Regions from separate parts of the Homo sapiens genome. Here regions 2, 3, 4 and 5 are each linked to region 1. Evidence: chromatin loops called from intact Hi-C (ENCODE). Cell type or tissue: heart right ventricle. All regions are shown on one strand. Region 1 overlaps SPATA9 (spermatogenesis associated 9). Region 2 overlaps RHOBTB3 (Rho related BTB domain containing 3). Region 3 overlaps LOC124901029 (a long non-coding RNA gene). Region 4 has its middle 11 kb from the start of RHOBTB3. Region 5 overlaps RHOBTB3 (Rho related BTB domain containing 3).

Evidence for each region. Peaks named below come from ENCODE experiments on the same cell type or tissue, not always from the same donor. Only the 100,000 strongest peaks of a DNase experiment are listed, where the experiment ranks them.
Region 2: it touches region 1 in a loop (3-fold over the local background); 58 of 110 quality-filtered maps call a loop at or near these places.
Region 3: a loop joins it to region 1, with 11 times the contacts of the local background. A loop is called at or near these places in 72 of 110 quality-filtered maps.
Region 4: it touches region 1 in a loop (2.8-fold over the local background); 24 of 110 quality-filtered maps call a loop at or near these places.
Region 5: it touches region 1 in a loop (4-fold over the local background); 59 of 110 quality-filtered maps call a loop at or near these places.

Annotation. Positions count from the first base shown.
Region 1 is chr5:95,662,240-95,667,239 of GRCh38, forward strand. SPATA9 (spermatogenesis associated 9) reads right to left here. Exons shown (of 5, transcript NM_031952.4): 4 at 1,714-1,809. Among named protein-coding and RNA genes, the nearest start is that of RFESD, 18 kb to the left of the region's middle. In heart right ventricle, a CTCF peak has its summit at 2,083; no DNase peak of the experiment used is centred here; H3K4me3 peaks cover 489 bases; H3K27ac peaks cover 460 bases.
Region 2 is chr5:95,778,715-95,783,714 of GRCh38, forward strand. RHOBTB3 (Rho related BTB domain containing 3) reads left to right here. Exons shown (of 12, transcript NM_014899.4): 9 at 1,538-1,711. Among named protein-coding and RNA genes, the nearest start is that of GLRX, 42 kb to the right of the region's middle. RefSeq lists an enhancer at 2,531-2,580. In heart right ventricle, no CTCF peak of the experiment used is centred here; a DNase peak (open chromatin) is centred at 2,497; H3K27ac peaks cover 3,235 bases.
Region 3 is chr5:95,845,007-95,850,006 of GRCh38, forward strand. The region is part of intron 1 of LOC124901029 (a long non-coding RNA gene); the gene reads right to left. It overlaps LOC102724720 (a long non-coding RNA gene), which reads left to right. Exons shown (of 3, transcript NR_157807.1): 3 at 3,835-4,851. Among named protein-coding and RNA genes, the nearest start is that of LINC01554, 4.7 kb to the right of the region's middle. RefSeq lists an enhancer at 2,058-2,107. In heart right ventricle, CTCF peaks have their summits at 2,176 (motif pointing left) and 2,376; a DNase peak (open chromatin) is centred at 2,155.
Region 4 is chr5:95,717,687-95,722,686 of GRCh38, forward strand. It overlaps a transcript of SPATA9 not described here and a transcript of RHOBTB3 not described here. Among named protein-coding and RNA genes, the nearest start is that of RHOBTB3, 11 kb to the right of the region's middle. In heart right ventricle, no CTCF peak of the experiment used is centred here; a DNase peak (open chromatin) is centred at 2,523; H3K27ac peaks cover 596 bases.
Region 5 is chr5:95,769,829-95,774,828 of GRCh38, forward strand. The region is part of intron 8 of RHOBTB3 (Rho related BTB domain containing 3); the gene reads left to right. It also overlaps the pseudogene HSPD1P11. Among named protein-coding and RNA genes, the nearest start is that of RHOBTB3, 41 kb to the left of the region's middle. In heart right ventricle, no CTCF peak of the experiment used is centred here; no DNase peak of the experiment used is centred here; H3K27ac peaks cover 2,148 bases.

The sequences.
Region 1 (5,000 bases):
CTCATATTAGTTCCAGATGGATTATAAATCTAAACGTGAAAGGTAAACTAACAAAGCTTCTAGAATACAACAGGAGAATATTTTCATGACCTTAGGTGTAAGTCAAGATTCTCTTTGACACAGAAAGCACGTAAGATAAAGGAAAAGATTAATAAATTGGATGACATTAAAATTATGATATGCTTTTATTTATTTTAAGACTGGATCTCACTATTTTGCCCAAGCTGGTCTCAAACTCCTGGGCTCAAGGTATCCTCCTGCTTCAGCCTCCCCCGTCAGCCTCCTGAGTAGCAGGGATTATAGGCACACACCACCATGCCTGGCTAAGAATTTCTTCCTTAAAAGACATTATTAAAAGAATGAAAAGGCAAGTCACGGAGTAAGAGAAGAAATTTGTCCATATATAATCAAAAAAGGACAGGCTCCTAGAATATGTTTTTTAAAGTAAAAATCAAAAATTGTTTTAAGAAAGACATCTCTCAATAGAAAAGCAAGAAGAGATTTTAACAGAAATTAACAAAGAGGATATCCAAATGTCCAACTAATATATGCAGAGGTACTCAATCTCATTAATAGCCAAGGAGATGCAAATTAAAACCACAATGTGATGCAAATTAAAACCACAATGTGATTATACTACATGCCCACAAAAATGGCTAAAATGGAAAAGATTGACAATACTGTCAGTAATGATGTGGAGCAACTTGGACTTAAAACTGAGATTTGTGTTAATTGTTAAAAAACCATTTTAGAAAACTCTTTGGCAATATCTACTAGGTATCAGCACATGCATACCTTATGGCCTAGCAGTTTCACCAAAAGATATGTACAGGAATATTTATAGCAACCTTATTCATAGTAGCCAAAATGAAATAATCCAAATGTCCATCAGCAGTAGAATGGATAAATAAATGTTGATACAGTCAATCAGTTGAATACTACACAGCAGTGAAAATGAACAAACTACTGCTACAGGCAGTGAATGATCTTAAAACAGTGTTGGGCAAAAGACAAACACAAAAGAATACATACTATATGACTTTATTTATATAGAATTCAAGCAGTCAAACTATCAGTAGTATTACAAGTCAAAATAGTGATATCCTGTATAGGAAAGGGTAGTGATTGTGAGGGGCAAGAAAGAGGCTTCTGGAATTATGGTAATGTTTTGTTTCTTGACCTGGGTAGTATAGAGCTTAATAGATTTTGTGATAATTCATTAAGCTGTACACTTTCCTTTTTGTGTGTTACAGTTTTTTTAAGTGGCTATTAATAGAAAATAAAACCCTTATAATTAAAAAATCTTTTATATTTTTCTCATGCACAGCACTTGTAATCCAAAATACACTAATACCTGCGTTCCCCAAAGTGAGAAACCCCAAATGTTAGAATACTGAACTTTAGCCAACCATGGTACAATGGCTGAAAAAAACAACTGTAGCTAAATAACAGTAAAACTAAAAATTCTTGACCAAAAATATTCAAGTGGTAATAAACTTTATGAAAATAAAATTTTAGTTATTTAAGCAAACTGGGTTTTGGTGGATTGACCTGGCTCATCAGAAAAGGAAATTTTTAATATAAAATTGTTTTGTGTAACGAGACTGTGAATGGTAACATTAAATATTGTACAGTATACTATTGCACAGTATTATTAACATTACACAAAATAAGTAGATTTATTTCTAGATTCTAATAATTTTCTTAACTTACCAAATAAATTAGTGCTGCATATGAAGCATATATTATGCTAGTTAAAGCAGTCTTTGCTGGAAAGGAGATGATTTCAAACAAAGAACCCTTTCTGACCTGCAAAAACAGAAAAGATTTTCTTAATAAACAAACATTTTCAGTGTTTCAATGTCATATTGTACAATGTTACTGTAAAATGAGAATTTATTTTTTTCTAAAGAAAGTCATCTACTTTAGAGCTATCTGGGCTTTTTCACATTGTGAAAATTATTTTTCCTTTTTTAACAAGAAGACAGTTTCTTGTGCTAATCAAAACCTGTGACAAATCTATAAAAATCTTGCATTTCTGCGATCTAAATGACTAATTTTTGCCAATTACCAACTGTGCACACTAGGAGGTGCTGCTGTGCATATTAGAAAAACAGTCTTTCCTTTGTTAAAATTCATGTAATCATTCTTTACTAATTATTCACAACCTCAATTAAGTAAACAGCAATCAAAATAATAAGCTTTTCCTAGAGATTAATGACCTGCTTGGAAATGTTAATCATGAGACTGCTGAAGGCGAGCATTAACCTTAGATGATCATTAAGCTTCAGAAAATGTTCTGTGCTCATATGCAACAGGCTCTTATGAAACACAGAGAAGTTTAACACCAATAATGAAGTTGCCTCTCCTGTGTTTCTAGTTTCTGGCAGTAGGTGTACCGGCCTGAAACATATCAGCTTAACATACTTAGTTATACTGTCTCATGGGCCACCTTTGTTGCCTTGAGCAGGGTATGAAATGAGGACTTTAGGAAATACATTCCCTTTCCATTCAGCAGTGAAGTGACAGTTAGCCAGGCTCCTCTGAAGTAAGAGCCAAGCAACTTAATGGCTTCGATGAACTTCCAAAAGGTACAGGCTGTAGCTGATAAAATCATATAAATGCATGGTAAAAACATGCACATAATGTTCATTAGACAACGTTCATTAAAGAGTTATAACATTGAAAAAACTAAAACAATGATCGTTGATTAAAGAGTTATAACATTGAAAAAACTAAAACAATGATTCCAGAATAGTTAGGAAAATTATGTTATATCCACTCAGTGGTATATTATGCAATCTTTTTATTTTTTCAAACCTTTTATGTATTTTTAATTGACACATTGTAATGGTACATATTTAAGGAGTACAATTTGATGTTCCCATAGAAGTCTATGTTATATAATGATCCAATCAGGGTAGTTAGCATCTGTATCACATTGTGCATTTATCATTTCTTTGTGGTGAGAACATTAAAAGATCCTCTCTTCTAGCTATTTTGTAATACATAATATTTTACTGTTAACCGTAGTCACCCTACTGCGCAGTAGAACACCAGAATTTATTCTGCCTATCTAATTGTAATTTTGTACCCATTTAACAACCTCTCACCATCCTTCCCTTTTCCCCTTTCCCTACCTAGTCTCTGGTAACCACTGTTCTCCTCTCTGCTTCTATGTACCAACTTTTTGTTGTTGTAGTTGTTAAAATTTCACGTGTGGGTGAGATCATGTGGTACTTGTCTTTCTGTGCCTGGCTTATTTCATTTAATGTGATCTCCAGATTCATCCTTGCCATCACAAATGACAGAATTCTTTTTAATGGTTAAATAGTATTCAATTGTGTATATAAACCACATTTTCTTTATCCATTCACCTGTGGTTGGACACGTAGGTTGATTCTATATCCAGGCTATTGTGAATAGTATGCAGCCTTTTAAAAGGTATTTCTGGGCCGGACACAGTGGCTCACACCTGTAATCCCAGCCCTTTGGGAGACCAAGGCAGGTGGATCACCTGAGGTCAGGAGACCAGCCTGATCAACATGGTGAAACCCCATCTCTACTAAAAATACAAAAATTAGCCAGGCCTGGTGGCGCATGCCTGTAATCCCAGCTACTTGGGAGGCTGAGGCAGGACAATCGCTTGAATCTGGGAGGCAGAGGTTGCAGTGAGCTGAAATCATGCCATTGCACTCCAGCCTGGGCAACAAGAGCAAAACTCCATCTCAAAATAAATAAATAAAAGGTACTTCTGAAGAACACGTGATAACTTTTTGTTGAACGAACACTTACATGGCACTGTCTACCAGGTCCTGTTCAATGTACTTTATAAGTATTCACATTTAATTCTTAAAACAATCCTATGAAGTTGGTATTATTATTATCCTCATTCCACAACTGGAAAGCAGAAAAAAGAAAAGTAGGCAACTTGCCCCTGGTAATATAGCTGATAAGTAGCAAAGTGAGGTTTAAACTGGAAATAGTACTCCAGGGCCCAAGTTGTTAACCTGATCATTAAGCTACGCTGCCTTGGGATACACTACTGCTCATGAAGAGTGGTAAAGGACTGCATTACAGGGATGGACTCTGGAGTAAATAGATGTAGTTAATTTCTAGCCCCAGAGTTCTTGAGTAATGAAATCTTGGACAAATTAATTCTTTCCTCTAAGCTTTGTTTCCCTCATCTCCAAATTGAGAATAATAGCTAATGTTTATCTCATAGATTTGCTGTAAAAATAAGAAAATGCTTGTAAAATTTTTAGTAAAATGTCTGTGCATGGGTAGTATTAAGGGACATTAATAGTCCCTTATTAGAGAGGGAATATTAATAATAGTAATAATAATAGAGAAAGATCAAGGTTCAAAATAGTAAGCATAACAAGTATGATTGATTCCATTTATATAACATACAAAAACAAGCCAAACTATGCTGTTGGAAGAAAAGGAAACAATTATCCTAGCAAGGGTGAGAATTAGTGACTGTAAGGCAGCAGCATCATGAGATTTCTTGAGTGCTGCTTACCAAGATGTGTTCAATCTATGAAAATTTATGGAGCTATACACTTAATTTGTGCACTATTCTGTATACTTCAGTATAAAGCTTAAAAATTCTACATCCCATGTTTTTATGATTAAACACAATTAACATTGCATAGAAAGAAGTTTGGACAGAAATGCACCAAAAGTTTAATTGCTGTTATGATTTAGTTATGTGGCTTTGTATAGTTAACATTTGTAGAACACTCATTACATGCTAGGTTCTATTCTACTGGCTTTCCTTGCATTCTCTCATTTTATCCTCTAACAAACCTATGAAATAAGAACACAGGTTCAGAGAAATTAAATTCTTTCTTGTTTTCTATATTTTCTATGTTAGGTTGAAAGTACATATGGTATTTTGTAAATGAAATTATTAAAATATGTGTACATCCTGTTCTAGTATGCTCAGTGTTCGCTTAGTGCTGCCACTACTGAATGCAGAACAAAAATGCCCACTG
Region 2 (5,000 bases), 120 kb after region 1:
AAACCTTACAATTACAAGTCAAATGGCATGACCTGTTTGTATTCTTTATTAACTGCTGTATACAAATACAGCCAGCTTGCTTTAATTATGGAAACTGGTCCTTCCCGGTGGAGGGACACTGTCCCAGTGAGGCGAGGAGGGGAGTGTGCCTGCCAGGAGGTGAGTGTTGACTGGGTGGGAGGGCTTCCCAAGTTACTTCCCTGCTCCTCAGGTAGGTGTGGCTGTGCAAATGGCAGTGCCGAGCAGTAGGCTCAGAGCTGGCAGTGCCAGGTGTTGCCTATAGATCCTGAGTGATTATTGGCTTTGGAAAAAGCCACTGGGCTTAGATGTAACTCTTTTCTTCTTTCCTGAGACAGGAGATGTTGTGCTTGGATTTAAAAGGGATGAAGAACCCAATAATTGTAAATGCTTTAGAGAAGACTATATATCCCTGATGAGTATGAGATTTTAGAGATGTGTGGGTAAACTCTTGGGCAGGGCTGAGTGGCTTGGTTTGGTTGGAGAGTTACTTCCTGGAATGCGACAGCTTTGTCACTCACACTGGCTGTGGTGTCTTCTACGAAAGTAAAAACTGCTCCAAAGCAGAGGTAGCTTTGTCTTCCTCCTCTTTGTGTCTTCAATTCCAAATGCAATGATTGGCACATGCTGATTCTCGGTAATAATCTGTTGAAGTGATCCAGGCTGAACTGAAGGCTGGCAGTGTGTATTCGTGGTTTTCTAAGGTGGTGGAAGTAGAGAGCCCTGGCCACTCACGGCCCTATCCAGCGCTGCCTTTGTGTGGTGCAGCAGTAGCTAGAGAGCCTAGCAAGCTTTTCCTAGAGAGTTAATTCAGTTCGGTGAGTTCAGTGAGCAGTATGGGCTGAGAGAGCCCTCAAAATTCAACGTAGCACTGGCTCTCCCAGCAGCAGGCATTGTTCAGGTGAGACAGAATGGTTGCCTGAGGAAGTAGTGTGCTGGGGAGACTGCAGGGATTAAGGTCATCCTCTTCCAGATTTTCATTAAGTCTGAAATGCTCTCCTTGGCTCCACAAGAGATCCTCTTGCTATTCCTACTGTGGTGTACGGACAGCTTATGGTTTACTTCTTACAGTTTCCTGTTTCAGATAAGGGGAAGCATGGCCAAGATGGTTCTGTGAGTCAGGCCCAGAAGGGTAATGGGGTTGTTTTCTTGGGAGGCACATGGGCACGGGTAGTATTATTAATATTTCAAGCCAATTGGAAAGGATTGATGTTTCATTATAAAAATATGAAGCAAAATACTTCATTTCAGTGTTTCTATTTCTGGAAATACAAACTAAGTAACAAATTGTTGTCTTGACTTGCAAATTGTTGGTTTCAAGGTCAACATCTGAACTTTCTTTATTGCTCCCTTTAAAATTAAGAAGTTTCTGGATTAATGGTAGTTATCACTCCCAAATTCAGATTCTGCATATCAGCCTAGCTGTCCCTAATGTGGTAGTCTAATTAGAAGGAAAATTGCTGGAATAACCCTGCAGGTTTATCTCACTTGTTTCTTGTTTCCCTTTTGAACCTTTCAGGTACGACAGTGCCAGCCCACAGGGCCATCCTGGTGGCCCGTTGTGAAGTGATGGCAGCCATGTTTAATGGTAATTACATGGAAGCAAAGAGTGTCCTGATTCCCGTTTATGGTGTTTCCAAAGAGACTTTCTTGTCATTTTTAGAATACCTGTACACAGACTCCTGCTGCCCAGGTTAGCAATACAAATGTTGATAGTATCTCAGAATTCTTTCTTTCCTTGCCACCCATTTTGTTAAATTGCACTCTGTGGAATCTATTTTCATTTAAGATTTATTAGTTGACATCACGGAATGTACTAAGCAATTAGAGGTGGTGCTGGAACAACAATGAATTTTCATTCAGTTCAAGTGGAAGTGCAGTGATTGGGTGCCTTTTATGGGTCTCCGACGCCGGCACAAGTTCACATGTCCCAGCCAGCACCTACAGCATGGGGATCACTGTAGGCAACTAGAAATGGAGGTGTCTTGTGGTACCCATGGCTACCGTAATTCTAGAGATCGGGGCAGATTGTTACTTGGAGCGCTGTCTCTTCCACAAGAAGAGGAGGGTTGCGCAACTGCTTTGATGTCTGTGACTTCTGATTGGGGCACTTTTAAGGACTTTCAATATTCTGAGACTTTTTTGGTCTTCCTTCTGCCCAGAGGATGTGGGATTTGTAAAGGCCTCCTTCTGACTTCTGCTAAAGTCAGAAACTCCTCAAACTGACTTCTCTGAAAACTTTTCTTGAGATGTTTAGAATACCCAGTGGACTGTAGGATTCATTTCCAAATTCACTGACCAAGGACTATCTTTGACCAGGAACCAAACATCTGTGACAGCTCTAGGTTGGAACAGATCCAGCAGGGTTCTTCTAGCTGGAGGCACTTGAAGAAATAGCAAAATTTTTTCTACAGGCCTGGAGCCTTGCTTGGGATGCTGGCAGGGAAGCCCTCTGTGAGTAGTCTTCAGCCTTTGGCCACCAGATGGCTCCCACCACAAGCACAACTAGATTCGGCCCCGTGGAGCTCAGTTCAGGAGCCTGAGACCTTGATTAGAGAACCTGGTCAGGCACCCTAATAAACATAAAAAGCAAACACACATTTCAAGCCAGACCTCTCTTCAGATTCACTGCTTTAATTTTTAGAATGGAAAGGTTTCTTACACTGGGTATTGAAATAAGTTTTAAACAAGTCATGAGCCCTCTAGTGAAAGATTTTAGAAGTTCAAAAAGAAGCAAATGTATTTGTGTTGATTAAATTAATTCTGGGCTTGCAGCTTTCTGTAGAGTATTTTGGAGCCAGTTGCAGTTGTTTCTGTCAGTGTTAAAGACTGACTTACGGCCAGGTGCCGTAGCTCATGCCTGTAATCTGAGCACTTTGGAAGGCTGAGGTGAGCAGATCACCTGAAGTCAGTTCAAAAACAGCCTGACCAACATGGTGAAACCCCGTCTCTACTAAAAATACAAAAATTAGCTGGGCATGGTGACGTGTGCCTGTAATCCCAGCTACACGGGAGGCAGAGGCAGGAGAATCGCTTGAACCTGTGAGGCAGAGGTTGCAGTGAGCCAAGATGGCGCCACCACACTCAAGCTTGGGTGACCGAGTGAGACTCCGTCTCAAAAAAAGACTTAGTATTTTTGCCTAATAAAAATGAAAGCATTTGTTCTTTTTGGAAATAAAGCTTATTGTTTATTATTTCATTGTTGGCAAATCTGTATATTAAATTTACAAATTGACCAGATTTGGAGTAATAGGAAAATTTGATTTTCAGTCATCCTCTCACTCAAGTAATTGAAGCTGCTAATATTAAGTTTTACCTTGCTAATTAGAAAATATTACAGAGGAAAGCAGTAATAATGATAGGATTTTTAAAAATTGGCAAAAGTGTGTTAGGGAAAAATGAGTCAAAATGAATAATCAAAAAGTTAAGCCAGATACTGGAATCTGTGCATTGGGAAGATCACAGAAGACAGGTAATGTTATTATGTTAAATATTCACCATACACAGTGTTCTTGGTTCCATAGCTACAAAAGAATGTAAGAATGTAAGGAGGGATAAGAACGAGAATTACATGAAAAACCAGATTTCTAGGGAAGTATTGAAAAAACCCCCAGCCAAATTGGGTGGTTGCCAGGGGCTGGGGAAAGGGGGAAACAGGGAGTTAGTGTTTATTGGGTACAGAGTTTCAGTTTGGGAAGAAGAAACATGTTCTGGAGATGGTGGTGGTGATGACTGCACAGCAGTGTGAATGTACTTCATGCCAATGAATCATATACTTAAAAGTGGTTAAAATGGGCCGGATGTGGCGGCTCATGCCTGTAATCCCAGCACTTTGGAAGGCCGAGGCAGGTGGATCACAAGGTCAGGAGATCGAGACCATCCTGGCTAACACGGTGAAACCCCGTCTTTACAAAAAATACAAAAAAAATTAGCCGGGCGTGGTGGTGGGCGCCTGTGCTCCCAGCTCCTCAGGAGGCTGAGGCAGGAGAATGGCGTGAACCCAGGAGGAGGAGCTTGCAGTGAGCCAAGATCGCACCACTGCATTCCAGCCTGGACGACAGAGTGAGACTCCATCTCAAAAAAAAAAAAAAAAAAAAAAAAAGGTTAAAATGGTAAATTTCATGTTATGTTTATTTTATCATAATAAAAACAAAACAACAAACCAACCAACCAACCTGAAGACTAATGTCAAGAAAAAAAAATGGCAAGGATCTAGTTTAGCTAACGGAAAGATTTACCAGATAGTCCTGGAATTAATTTTTAAGGGCAATTATAGAATCACCTTTTCTGAAGAATTAAAAAAAAATAGATTCACTTCTGAGTATGAAGGCTTGGATTCTTTTTATTTTTACTTTTTTATTTTATTTATTTATTTTTATTTTATTTTATTTTTATTTTTATTTTTTTGAGATGGAGTATTGCTCTATTGCCCAGGCTGCAGTGCAGTGGCATGATCTCCGCTCACTGCAACCTTCGCCTCCCAGGTTTTAGTGATTTTCCTGCCTCAGCCTCCCCAGTAGCTGGGACTACAGGCGCCCGCCACCACACCTGGCTAATTTTTTTTTATTTTTAGTAGAGATGAGGTTTCACCATGTCCGCCAGGATGGACTTGATTTCTTGACCTCGTGATCCGCCCACCTCGGCCTCCCCAAGTGCTGGGATTACAGGTGTGAGCCACTGCGCCGGCCCTTCTTTTTAAAATGGAATAATAGGCCGGGTGTGATGGCTCACATCTGTTATCCCAGCACTTTGGGAGGCCAAAGTAGGAGGATCATTTGAGCTCAGGAGTTCAAGACCAGCCTGGGCAACATAGTGAGACCTGTCTCTACAAAAAAAAAAAAAAAAAAAAAAAAGAAGAAGAAGAAAGGAAAGAAAAAAAAGATAAAATGGAATAAAAGTGCAGAATGCTGACTCCCTCGAGGCTTTTCCTAACCATTCTATTCTATGGTGGATGCTACGGTCAGCATGTTTTTTTAATTGTT
Region 3 (5,000 bases), 180 kb after region 1:
CCATTCTGAGAAACAGTAGGAAATAACTTTGTTAAAAGATGGAGAAGAGTCATCTGGACAATGGAAATTAGTATTCTATTACCTTTCAAGTTTGATGAGTATGGGTTTGGGGTTTAGTAAGTAGTAAATATGGTTTGCATGTCTGTGTCTCTGGCAAGAGGATATATATCTCTGAATAGAACTTGGTCAGCAAATATAAACTGCCTTTAGGTTCATATAGTTTGACAAACATGCTTTTCTAACCTGTGGGTCAGATGGAGATGTGGTTCTTTCTTGTTCCCTGCAGACACCCTGGTCTCCCTTTGTATTAGTCCATTTTCACACTGCTATAAAGAATACCTGAGACTGGGTAATTTATTAAAAAAAAAGAGGTTTAATTGATTCACAGTTGAGCATGGCTGGAGAGGCTGCAGGAAACTTACAATCATGGTGAAAGGCAAAGGGGGAAGCAAGGCGTGTCTTACATGGTGGGAGGAGAGAGAGAGACAGCAAGGGAAGGGGACGTGCTACATTTTTAAACCATCAGATCTCATAAGAACTCTCTCACTATCACAAGAACAGCATGGGGGAAACCACGCCCATGATCCAATCACCTCCCACTGGTTCCTCCCTCAACACTTAGGGATTATAATTCAAGATGAGATTTGGATGGGGACAGAAAGCCAAACCATATCACCCTTCTTCTACATATCCAAAATGTTCCCTACCTTTTCAATTCAAGCCATGTGTGAGATTGGGAAAGTTCTCAATGTGCTTCAGTGATCTTATCTGTAAAATGAGCAGCTTGGACTAGATCAATGGTTCCAACTTTAAAAAAAGGAGTAGAATTCTTTGTTCAAACAGAACTTACACTGAACCCCCATAAATAAACAGATAAAACTGTTGCTATTAAAATGTGGGTGGGACCTGGAAGCCTCCTTGGTTGGCCTCAAGGATGGCTCTTGAGGTACCTTCATGAGCCTTTAAGACTCAGATGAACAGCCAGGCCTGGTGGTTCATGCCTGTAATCCCGGCACTTTGGGAGGCCATGGAGGGCGGCTGACCTGAGGTCAGGAGTTCGAGACCAGCCTGGCCAACTTGGCAAAACCTAGTCTCTACTAAAAATACAAAAATTAGCCAGGTGTGGTGGCGGGCACCTGTAGTCCCAGCTACTCAGGAGGCTGAGGCAGGAGAATCTCTTGAACTCGGGAGGTAGAGGTTGCAGTGAGCCGAGATTGCACCACTTCACTCCAGCCTGGGCAACAGAGAGAGACTCCATCTCAAAAAAAAGACTCAGATGAACTATTTCAGAGCCTCAGACCAGATGTTCTCCAAGATCTTTTCCATCTCCCAACATTGCAGTCCTGTTTTTAAGTGCCACATCTTCTGTGAAGCCTTTTTAATACCCTGACTCATGCAGATTGCTTCTTTTTCTGTGCCACTTAGCGTTTGTGACTATGCACACACACTGCCCGTGTTTGTACACTGAACCACGTATGGAGATTGTCTTTCTTTGAAGCTTGTACCTCTATGCATTTCTTTTGGAAACTGACTCAAAACTGACTAGTAAGGTACAGAATGTAACTGAAAGAACTCAGGAAATGGGGAGATAAATTTTGTTCACAGTCCAGGGAAAGGTCTGCCCTCCTGGGGCAAGTCGCCTGTGCTGGCATATGGTGAGCTGCTAGCCCAAAGCAAATAAAATCTGGATAGATATGAAGCATGGGTACCAGGCACAGATGGGCGGCACAGACCTAAGGTCCCCATAATTGGTCCGTCTCCCAGATCTTTTTTTCCTGGTGCTCGTGTTGGCCAAGCTGTGGTAGTTGGAAGGCCATGGAAGATGTTTGCATAGCCTCACCTTTCAGCGTCACTGGGCCAGCCACTGCAGTAGATGGTTAGGTTACTACTAAAGACACCATCAGGGGGAAAAGCCTGGGCTTGTCTCTACTACCCCACCTGCCTTAGTTGTTTTCTTTCCACTGTGGGTCGAGTTCTGCTTTCCTGAATAGCGGGCTTTTTTACTGTCATCCTCAGTCTGGGGTTATGTGTAAACTTTAGGGAGCTTAGAAACATACCTCACACTGGATGTGATTTTTGCAAGACCAGCCATGTTCAGTGGGACCTACCCTAGGGCAGTATGTAGTGAACAGATTCTGGAGGCTCAGGAAGAGACATTATGGCTGGAGCACCACCTAGTGGCAGTGAAGAACAGTGCATGTGATGAACCAATGATCTTCCCAGTGAAGTGTAAATGGGTAAATATTAAGTTAAATCGCTTTCAGAGATTCCCTTTCTCCAAAAACAATCCCATTTAAAATATGCTTTAAAGCAAAAACTATACTGGACATAATTTTTAGTCTTTTACTAATTATTCCAAATATATCAGTGTCATCATAATGAAGACTTATTATAGAGTTCTCAGTGATAAGATGCTTAATATTAGCCTGTAAATGATTGCTATCATTTACAAGAGGAATTAGGAGAAAGAATGTGGCTAATTCAGTGGAAACTCACTTCTGAAAATTATTCAGTTTGCCACAGATCTTTTGGAATATTGAATCTTAGAATCTTTGTGTTGTGAAAAGTCTCAAGGATACACTAGCCCTGTGCTGAACATTTTCTTAGCCATGGAACTCTTTCTTCTAATAAAATCTTATTCTGCCACCTGTATTACCTTCAAACCCTTAGAATGGTCAACAAGGGAAGCCATGCAGTTGTCTATATGTTCGAATTTGAGGTACATATGAGGTATAGCTTATGCTGTGGTCATACTGAGCTTTTCCACAAACCTAATAAAACATATCCAAAAAATTATCACCACTAAAGGAGTCATCTTCAGAGGCAGTACTTTTATGCCAATATAACCACCACTGATCAAGACAATTTGGGGACTTCTCTTTTAAAATTGCCTTTGTATTAGTTTATACTGGTGACATGAAAATCATATTACATTACTTTGGGTCCTACTTGTTTGGAACAAAAAACTGCATTACACAGCTCAGTCGACTTTCTTAATTATCAAATTGATCCGATATCCTCTATTTCTCAAAACTAAATCTTTCCAAAAGGTAAGAAGATGATGGTCATGGATTTTGCAGTACATCTCTGTGCCTCTCAAACTCTGGGAGATGATTTACCCTTGAAAGAGCTCAAGGTGATGACCTTTAAATGGTTTGCAGATACAAGGAGAGAGACAGATGGGCAAAGAAGTGCAGTTCATTTTCGATTAGAAAATATTCCTCTAATTTCTAATTAGAAAAGTTTTAAAGTGATGTAGAAGGTAAGACTAGGGTGAGTGGGGGTAATGAGAATGAGAAAGTCTTTAACAGGGGGACTGTTAAAAGACTCACTCCTTCAGGATGGCTTTGGTATAATGTGTATGATTGTAGAGACAGACTTGGTTCCTACGACAACAGATGTAAAAAAAAAAGAGGCAAATATTCCTATTTTTTTCATAAAATATCCAACATTTCACAGCAGTTTGCAAAGGTTAAAGTCGGATCTCAAGTTAAAACTGGTGTGTAGCCATAATACTAATCATACACAGTACTCTTTGTTCATTTAATTTAGTTGAAATTAAAAACAACTTTATAAGTATAATTTTAATAATGAATTATTTTAAATAGGCAACATACATATCAACAATTGGTTTTGAATCTGTGCTTGCTGGCTGAGAAGAGGGGTTAAGAGTGTGAGCTCTGACTTCCCAGGATTGAATTCTAGCTTGACCTTGGGCAAATCACATAGTATTTCAGTGCCTTAGTCTCCAGCTCTGGAAAATGAGGATGATAATAATTGCACCCCCTTAAAAAGTTGTTGTGAGGAATGTAAAAGAACATTTTCTCCTTACAGGAGCATTTCTCAAGGATGGATCATAACTGACTATTGTGTGTCTCAAGGTTGGCTCCAAACCAGCAGAAGCTGAATAAAGAACTGTGAACTTGGAATGACTGTGGGACGCTAGGCTCTTACTGGTCCTAACTGAAGACTTTTTCCCAACAGCGAGCAATGGGGCTTCTTTTAACCAACTCTATTTACAACCTTAGATTCATTCCGTTCTTTGCAAAGTACTGGATTTCAACACTTAATTAGCAATAACCACATGAACCTACCCTGGCAAGCCCTTTAACAACTCTGAATTTTCCCTCTCAGTGAGCTACTACTTAATTCAGTAAATTTCTCCCTATCCTGTATTCCTGTGGCTAGCAAGTCAATAGACTCAGCTTTTATTTTATTTTGAGTTGGAGTCTCGCTCTGTCATTCAGGCTAGAGTGCAGTAGCTTCATTTTGGCTCACTGCAACCTCTGCCTCCCGGGTTCAAGCGATTCTCTTGCCTCAGCCTCCTGGGTAGCTGGGACTACAGGCATGTGCCACCATGCCCAGCTAATTTCTGCATTTCTAGTGGAGATGGGGTTTCACCATGTTGGCCAGGCTGGTCTTGAACTCCTCACCTCAAGTGATCCACCGGCCTCGGCCTCCCAAAGTGCTGGGATTACAGGCATGAGCCAGTGCTCCTGACCTCAACTTTTAATTTTTATCTATCGATCTAGTCTATTATTACCCGCTACTTACCTACCCATCCATCCATTCATCCATCCATCCATCTGCCCATCCTTTTTTTTGTTTATTAGCTCTGGTCTTTGTTATATTTGTTGATAGGCCCAAGTAAATTAGTATGTGTAAAACTCACTTAAAACAGTGCTTAGCACATGGTAAGCATAATATGTGATAGCCCTTATGATCTAGTAACTCACCAGTATCTTGTGTGTATTAGAACAATGTGTCTCTGTAATATTTTAATTATATCTCTATAAGAGCATACATAAATGACAATATATAAATCTCAATAACAGAATGTTTCTAACCCAAGTTTTAAGTAATGATATGTGTTCAGGAATACTTCATCTGGCATCTAGGGGAATGGTTGGGAAGATTTTGAGCTTCTCCAGTGGGAAAAAGGCTGGCATATTCAGGTCTAACTTCAGAGTCAAAGTCTTTGAAGTTAATAAATAGTTTTT
Region 4 (5,000 bases), 55 kb after region 1:
CTAGCTTCCCAGTGGATGGAGCAGGATGGAGAAGAGGAAGAACGGGCCTGGAGGGACAAACAAAGGGTTAAAAGAAAAGGTGAGGAATCATTATAATAAAATTCAGGATGGTGGTTGTCTCTAGAAGGGTGAGAAGATTGATTTAGAAGGGACATATAGGATGGGGTTATTTCCTTGATCTAAATGACAGTTAAGCAGGTATTTGGTTTATAGTTATTCATTAAACTATACATTTATGTTTTATGCCTTTTGTATATTTTGTAATTTAAAAGTTTAAAGAAGAAAACAATGCTGAGCAACTAAGAACTTATAAAATATTTGAATGGTAAGTGGTAAATAATTTTCCAGGTGAGCAATTTTGTAGCATTTAAAACCAGTTAGCTTTAAACACTAGAAAGTATGTTATGGACCATTATACAAGTCTTAACAAGTGAAAAAGTTAAATAAACCTGAACTAAAAGATACTTTCCCTCTTTTTTTTTCTTTTAAAAAAAGTTGCTTCTAGCCGTATGGGGAAGAAAGAATAATAGCTAGAGACTTGCATATGTTTAAATGCTAACAGCAAGAGCAGTAGAGAGATAAGAGTTGAAGACAGGGGAGAAGAAAGGGGAAGTAGATGCAGTACAGTCCCTGCAAGTTAAAAGGTCTACACAAGGCACTATCAGAGGGATCAGCCTGAAATCAGATAAGGCATTCTTATTGAATTTTGACTGGAGGAAAAAGTAAAGAACGGATGTGGCTACATGCAAATTTGTTAGCTAATTGTGGGAAGCTGAGGGAAGTTCCCCAGCTGATGCCTCCGTTTTCTCTGACAGAAAACATGAGACTGAGGGAAGAGATATCCAAGTTAGAGACAGGGGTAAGTGAGAAGACTGGAACCACTTTGGAGAGCCAGGCAATACCAAATGCTCAATTGAAGTTGGAGGCCATGAATTTATAGTGCCATCAATATGCACTATTTTGAGATTTTCTACAGCAATATTTTACAACCCAGATATGGGAATCGAAAAATCACACACTAAGGTTGATCCAGGGTTGGGGTTTTAGACTGAAAAGCAATAGAATGGGGCTATGAGAACAGACAAGAGATGCAGCATGAAATCTCAGTTGGATAGGGAAGAAAACGAAGACAGAAGAGGTCTAGCAGAGAGGGAGAAAGCAGGAGGATCAAGAGTTAGGAGGTCCCAGGAGAGCACAAGCAGGGAACAACTGGATGATGGAAACAGGGTAGAAGGCTGCTTGTCCAAGTTGTTGGATAACTGAATGTGTTGTTTTAGATGTGGAGCTGTTGTAGGCAGTGATATTATCTAGGATTTGCCCATGGTAAGGAGGTATAAAGTGGAGGGGAGGTGAAGGTCATCATGGAAAAAGGGGCTGAGATGTTGAGGAGTTCATGAAGACATTGAGATCATAGAGAACATGGACATATCTGGGGTCGAGAGAAAGACAGAGGCTAGATACTGAGCATTTAATGAACAATGTGTGTGTTGAGGTTCCGGAATGAGGTTAGGTGGTTGACTGGGAGGTTGCTAAATGACAGCAACTGGAGAGAGACAGACGGGAGTATAGTAAATGTCTTCCTTGAATCTCAGAAGAACAGAAGTGCTTCAGGAGGATGAAAGAGTAATTAACTGACTCTCCCTCTCTACCCAGATTGGAATTCCAGAAGGTGAACTAGAAAGATTCCGCAGGAAGCAAAGCATGGGTAAACCTAGATGGGTAAACCTAGATGGCCAAGATAAGTTACAGCTGGGCCTGTAATAAGGATATCAGGGAATGGGGCAAGTTAGGTTAAACTGGCTCTAAAATTTTCAAGAATTCATTTTAGTAATACCCTGATACTGGGTAGTGAGCAGTATTGGTCTAGCTCTGGAGATTCCAAGTTTTTACATCACTACTTGATATGAGAATCTAATAGTAAAAAACATATATACATTACATGCAATTATTTGCATACCTGTTCAGAGAGTTATAAGATTTCTTTGAACCATATTCAGAGACTGGCTTTGTGACTGTGGCTCTTCGATGATCCTTGTAGTTAATGCCATCATGCAGATAGGTCACCAATCTTTCCTAAATGGCTGAACCTGCCAATCAGAAGAGAAAATTTTAGAAAATTGGTCAAGGCATAAATTGGCTTAATGCAGTTTGCTCTGGAAATGATATCTCTCTGTGATAACTCGGTGTTGGTATAGTTCTAATAAAAGTGTTTATAGACACAAAACATCCTTGGGATCAAAATGACCTGTACTCCAGGTGCTTAAAAAATGTCTGTTGAACTGAAAAGATAATAATGGGCTTCCCATGTAGACTTTCCTATAAGGGAAGACAGTGTTTGCTACCTATTATAAGTTTCTACCCCTTTAATAGTCGAGAGTCTCATTACAAATGAGCAAATTAGTATTCTAGTTTACACATTGGCCTCTTGTGCATTGGATTGAGACAAACCTAGTCCCCTGAGTGTGATCAACCCTGGGCACCTTGACAAAATAAAGTTTCTGGACTTGCAAAACTGAAGAATGAGCCTTGGATAATGTGACTTAAGAGGCAATGTCATCCTGAGGCCAGCCTGAGCAGCCCAGCTGGCCTCTCCCCATGACATTTCTAGCTCAGTTGTTTAGAATAGTGACTCTATTTAGATCAATTCACTTCCTGCAATAAAAATATTTGAGATTATGATGGGGATCATTAGCAAAACGTTGTTGTAATCATAGTTAATGCAAAAGGACTGAGGAATTTATATTAGATCATAGTGAGTTAATAAAATGCACTGGTTGAAAATGTCTCCTAATTCTAGAGTCTAGCATGGAGAGTTACTAATAGTGTACAATTTGTGCCTGTTTGTGGGTGGTGGCCTAGTAACAGACTGTTCCATTTCAAGGCTAAAGCTAATGAGTACTACAATGCTTGTGCTGAAACAAAATGAAGCAAAGTAAACTCTGCTTTTTTTTTTTGGTCTGTTTTGTTTGTATTACATTATACGTCACTGCTTCTTATGTTATACCAGGGCTTCACATTTCTGAGTGTCTCATTCTTTTTGTTCATAGATAGACTCGTAGACTTTTCCCATGATTCTGAAGAGTTAGACATAATAATCAGTAAAAACAGATTTTTGCCAATATGACAAGCATTCTAGTAACGACTGATTATTCTTTTGTTTCTGTTCACCTACAAAAAGAACTGTGCACTAACTTGTTCAACAAAATGTCATTTGTTGCCATATTTTACCGAAGAAAAGGATTTTCTGGCTCTTTAGAATTTAATGGGTTCTTCTTATGATTTGTCAGTTTCTATGGTGGTAAACCAAAGTATATAAAAGAAAAGTCACAGTCTAAACATGACACATCCCTTAATTTTACCCGGTGGTAATTAATCCTTATTTTTATATTAAATCAATAAGGATACACTATGACTTAAAGGCAAAAAACCTTGGCAAGATTTTGAAGAAATCTGGGCTTGCACTGCACTATTTACGTTGCAGCCTGAATGAGATTTTAGGGATGGGAATAGTGGAGGCTTTTTTCAGGTATCTCTAACTTAGTGGAGAAGTTTGAAAAGCTCTGCTTGCCACTGAAATTAGTCCAGAAGGATCTTTGCTTGGCTGTCCGTACTTATCACATCACTGAGAAAGGTCTAAGTGTCTTTTAATGTAGATGGAGAGTGTCCTTGTCCTACCCAGGTCCTAGAACTGGAGGGAGCTGGTAACACAAGAACATGCTGAAGATGAACATTGAAAACACTCCTTCATTAGCAGAAACAGAATGGGCCTTGTCGGAGTTGTGACAGTTACTGACTGGGCAGGGGGTTTGGATCTGGCTAAATATAGCCAGGGGAAAGAAACTAGTAGTATAGCTGGAAAGATGGTAATGATTACACAAATGCATATGTTTTAATTTGAAGGTAAAAGAGGAGAGAATATCAATCAGAGATATTACTGAGGTCCCAGCTTAATATTTTAAATATTTAAGGAGCTCTAAAGAGGAATATCTGATTCTACTGAGAGCATTAAAAAAAAAAAAAAAGGAACATGAAGATCAGAATAAGTAAGAATGTGTCCAAGGGAATCTCAGGAGAGAGTAATCAGCAGGAAAAAAACAGAAAGTGAAAAAATGTCTGTAAGATAAGCCAAAATTGTTAAATGTTTCAGCTAGGTGATCTATTAGAATGCCAAAAGGACTATTCATGAGGGGTAGAACTGCCAACCTAATATATAATGGCATTAGCAGGGCTTTTCTCAAAAAAGGAAAAATCTCTAAGAAAATTTTGATTACTATTAACTGTAAAATCATTTTTAACTGTAGACAGGATTATAGAGTGAGAAGTGAAAAGTTATAAACAAGTTGAGAAAAATGAGGACCAAATGTATTGTGTGAGGGCAGATGAGGTCAGGGGAAATGATCTGTGATAGCTTCTGAATAAAAAAGGAGAACATTTCTAAGCATATTTGTAAAACGTGCCAGCTGGGATAGTACCCAATGGATGGCCATAGCAGAGATGCATGTAAACAACACAGCAAGCAAAGGGAGTGCAGGAGATGGGGAAGGCTTTTAGTACAGTTAAAACATGAGCCAAATTATAGCAATACTGAACAAAATCTATTTTTTAATATATTAGAGTTTGTTGGAAAGAAGATATACCAGCAAAGTATTATACCACTTAACTCTAACATACTGTATTTCTGTATGATTACAAATGGAAAACTTCCAAAAAATTATGCATAACTGCATAATACACAATCAATGGTGCTTGATAATAATACTTGTATTTATTTATATACATCCCTGGGGGTGGTATTTTATAATGTAAAAGAGGTTTTTTTTTTGAGATGGAGTCTCGCTCTGTCACCTGGGCTGCAGTTCAGTGGCGTGACCTCGGCTCACGCAACCTCCGCCTCCTGGGTTCAAGCAATTCTCCTGCCTCAGCCTCCCAAGTAGCTGGGACTACAGGCTCCCGCCACCATGCCCGGCTAATTTTTGTATTTTTAGTAGAGGCAGGGTTTC
Region 5 (5,000 bases), 110 kb after region 1:
TGCTCAGTATACACCTTTGGTTGTCATTGCTGAAGATGTTGATGGAGAAGCTCTATGAACCTTCCTTTTGAATAGGCTAAAAGCTGGTCCTCAGGTTATAGCAGTAAAAGCTCCAGGTTTGTTGACAATAGAAAGAACCAGCTTAAAGATATGGCTCTTGCTGTTGGTGGTGCAGTGTTTGGAGAAGGGGGTAGGCCTCATAACACAGGAAAAGTTGGAGAGGTCATTGGGACCAAAGGTGATGCTATGCTCTTTAAAGGAAATGGTGACAAGTCTTGAATTGAAAATTGTATTCAAGAAATCATTGAGCAGTTAGATATCACAGCTAGTGAATATGAAAAGGGAAAAGTGAATGAATGGCAAAACTTTAAAATGGAGTAGCTGTGCTGAAGGTTGGTGTAACAAGTGATGTCAAAACTAATGAAAAGAAAGACAGAGTTACAGATGCCCTTAATGCTATAAGAGCTGCTACTGAAGAAGACATCATTCTGGGATGGGGTTGTGCCTTGCTTCAGTTCATTCCAGCCTTGGACTCATTAACTCCAACTAATAAAAATAAAAAATTGGTATAGAAATTATTAAAAGAATATTCAACATTCTGGCAGTGACCACTGCTAAGAATGCAGGTGTTGAAGGATCTTTGGTAGTTACAACAATTGTGCAGCGTTCCTCAGAAGTTGGTTATGAGCTATGGTTGGGGGTTTTGTGAATATGGTGGAAGAGGAATCATTGGCCCAACGAAGGATGTGAGAACTGCTTTATTAGATGCTGCTTGGGTGGCTTCTCCATTAATTACAGCAGAAGTCACAGAAATTCCTAAAGAAGAGAAGGACCCTGGAATGGGTGCGGTAGGTGGGATGGGAGGTGGCATTTCTGATTCCTAGAATAGGGCTTGACATTTATTAATGAACGGTGATAGGAAGCTCAAGGCAGTATTTCTCACCAGTAACTACAGAGAAGTCATTTGAAGAAAATGACTGAAGAAAATGCTGGGTGATGTTTTTAAAAAATCACTACAACCATCAGTTACTGATTTCAGCTGACAATAAATAGCAGTTTACTGCTGTCATTGTCCATGCCTACAAATAATTTATTTTGTATTTTTGAAAAAAAAAAACATTTTTACATTCCTGATACTGGGTGAAAGAGCCACGTACCCATGTACTGCTTTAAGCTTAAATCACTGAGGCATTTTTACTACTATGCTGTTAAAGTCAGGATTTTAGTGCTTGCTAACAGCAGATGAGAAGTTAAGAAGCAGCTTTTCTGTGGAGAGTAAGAATAATTGTGTACAAAGTAGAGGAATACCCAATTATGTGACAACCTTTATGTAATACAGATTTGTTTAAAGTTAAAAAAGAATGAATTGTCAGATACCTTCAGTTAGGCAAGAAAGATCGAAGGAGCTGTTTTCCAGTGAAAATCTGAGTAGAACTTTAGATGGGCAATTACTAAAAGGAAGATATAATCTAATTTAATAGTAGAATTGTGTAGCAGCGAACAATAGTCATTTACTTTTAAAAATATTTCCTCAGAAAGATGCACATTACTTTTAACTTTGGTCATCTGCCAAGACAGGGAAATGGAAACTTTCCAATGTACCTTCCGACAAGCCACGGCCAGCCCTGTGTGCAGTGTGAGCCTGGGACGCTGAAAGTAGGGCAGCAAGAGTGACCTTGAGATACAGAAAAACAACTGGGAAAAAAGCTAACAAGAGGACACAGACTTTATATCATGCTTTCGTCATTTTAGAGAGACCTATAACTGGCTCTAAGCCCCTTATATGATCACACCTTGATTTATTTGTTGCCTAAATAAAGATCCAAAGTGTCTATCTAAAGACAACTTTCATAAATTACTCATTATAGGTAGGACACGCCTAGTCAGGGATAAAGCTCCTGGTGATTACAGAATTCTCTCATTAGCTTCTAGGAGAAAACTGTCTGTTGATGAAGACATTTACTAAAAGTGTTTGGTACGCTCTATCCATACCAGAGAAACACAGGAATAGATAATTTTGTACAATCATCTAAGAAGCTTCTCATTTCAACAGAAAAGACTACATCCATTGTTAAGAAGAAATATGATTGGTAAATTAAAAAATATTTCCACCTTTCTAAAATTAGCTTTTAAAAAAAAAGTCTAGTTTATGGAGATCGAATCAGTTTCTGCATTCTGAAAGAAGGAGAATGATGCCGCTGGAGATGGCTGAATGCTGTCTTCCAGATGACTTCCTGGCACTGGGGTCACCTGTGATTTAGGGTTGATTGGACTCACACTGAGCAGACTCTGCAAGATGGAGATAAGGTGGGGGCAAACCATTCCAGTGACCATTATAACAACCTAGGGCACTGCTTTTCATAACCAGAAAAAGAATTGGTAATCTGAAGGTTATATGGTGAACATATGAGAGTAGTGTCTAGTGGTGTTTGATCCAGGGCCTGGTGAGTTCTGGTAGATGTCTTCCGTCCTATAACATAGTGTTGTATTAACCAGACCAAGCATCTCTGATCTTCCTGGATGTTCTAGCTACTGGTTCCATGGCCAGGGCTGACCAGTCTCTTAACATTTGCACAGTATTTGATACAAATTAGGTACAGCATACTCGATTAGGTATTTACTTCCTAGGTCATGAGTATGTTTTAGACCTTTGTCTGCTCTTTTTTTTTAACCTAGGTCCTCTTGATTGGAGTTTCGGATGTTCCCAAACCCCTCAGTCATCCCCTAAGACTCTGGAATTTTGGGTTATTCTCTAAATGACTAATCTCATTCTTTGTGTGTGTGCTTTAGAAGTTTAACTGTGAGAAGGAAGGCATAATTCCTGGTCGCAGGAGGAAACTTAAAATTTCCACTAATAAAGGATCTATGTTGTTACATTGCTGTGTCTCCTACAGTCCCTAGAACTGTGACTTGCCTTTAATAAATGGCTATTGGTAGTAAGATTAATCATCCTAAACTTGGGAATCCACCACTGAAGCATAAATGTGCTTGAAGAAGACTTTGCCTTGTAATAAACTTGTGAAATGAAAGAGGGTCCATCTCTTTGCCAGCGATGTTCATTTTGCAGCATAGTTTGAGAGCAATCTTTTTCAAGTAAATTGAATATGAATGCCTGGCCCCATCATACATTAATGAATTAGGGGTTGTCTCCCATCCCCACCTTTTCTCTTTTGCTGTGTTATAAAATAGCTACCAAATTTGCTTATAATTTGCATAGGAGGCATTGGTATCAAACATTATGTTAGCATAACTCACTGAAAAGATTTTCGAAGGGAATATGTAGCACATGAAAATATATGTCATATTAAAAAAGAGAGATAAGCAGTGATGTGGTGAATCCTTGCTCCTCCTAATGGCGTGCTTTTCTTCCATGATTCTACCTACTGTAGGCACCTGCTCCCCTTTCACCCTTTATGCAGGGCTGGGGTCAGGAAGGGCTGGCTGGATGTCTGTGCTGATGATGTGCAGCAACTGCTGTGGTGCTCTTCATTGCTTCCCTAGCTCTAAAACCAAGTCTTCTTAGGAGTCAGAAGCAAGGAACAGCAGGAATGGTGGAGGCAGGATCTGGGAGCAGCTTCTCTAAGGCCAGCTATAGGCAAGGCACACCAGCTCCTGAGAGTTGGGGAGGGGAGCTGTAGGCAGCAGCAGCAGTGTCATTTCCTCAGGATGGGCCCCAGTTCCAGCCTTGGCTTTGCGTCTTGACCAGTGTGTCTGTGGGCAAGTCACCTGACATTTCTTGTCTTCAAGTCTCATTTGTGAAGTGAAGAGGGTGACGAACCACACAGATAACAAGAGGTTCTTTTTAGTGTTAAGAGTTATGTAACTAATAGCCATCCCTCTTTGATTCTTCTTGCACTACTTGCAGGGTAGCAGTGAGAAAACTAAGAAGAAATTTTGAGTTAGAAGTTGAGTGAATTCTTGTTCCTTTCATGGCTAAAATATGTGACCACCAGCCCACTGAATGAAATGGAGCGTGTTTGAATTTGCCTCACTGTGGTCACTCTGGAAGCAGGCTCAGCTTACCAGGGCCATTTCTCTGATGTACCTTTGGAATTCTTCCAAAATGTATAGGGAGAAGTAGAAAAACCAGAGGCATTCTGAGTGAGGAAATAAGCAGATGACTCAGCAAATCACCAATCTACTTCATCTCCTTGAATAGCAAATAGTTGAATTTCATGAAGAAACTTTAATTTTTTCTGATTATGAAAGTCATATACAATTGTTTTAACCAAGTGTGCACAGAATGATCACACTTATAGAAAATGTCTGTTTTGTTCATAAGTGAATTAAAAAGGTCAGGAAAGATATATTCCATATTATGAACATTTTTTTTAGAAAATGAAATGGGCATGATGATTAGAAAAATGTTGTAAGTGCTCATTGTAGGACAGTCAGATAATATATAAAGATGCAAAAAATAAAAAATAAAAATCACCCATAATCCTATGCCCTAATAACAATCACAGTTTGATTTTGGCATAATTTCCCTCAAGTCAGTTTTCCTCTGCTTAGAAAAAGGGGTTGGGAAAATAGATACTGTCTACTCAATTGTGTGTCTTTTATTTTTAAACTTATGTCTTAAGCACTTTACACTGGATTAGAATCCCCTTGTTAACATTTTTAATGTCATTATATGGCTATATCCTATTTTCTTACTGTAGGTGTAAATTTAGGTATCTCCTTTATTTTCATTATTAGAAATAACAGCTGCATTGAAGATTTAATGTAAATATCTCACTCTGAAATTAGCATTATGTCCTTGGAATAGATTCCTTGTCAAAGAATAGGAACATCTGTAAGACATCATAAATGCTATGAAATTGTATATGTCCAGAAACATTGTACTAATTTACATTCCCATTGGCAGTGTATGAAAGTGCTTGTTTTCATACAAACAAATCCTTGTCAGCATTAAGTATGCTTATATCTTAATTTTTCTTGCAAATTTGATACAACTGTATGTTTTTAATGTTCTAGTCTAGAATCAAGAAGTTCAGACT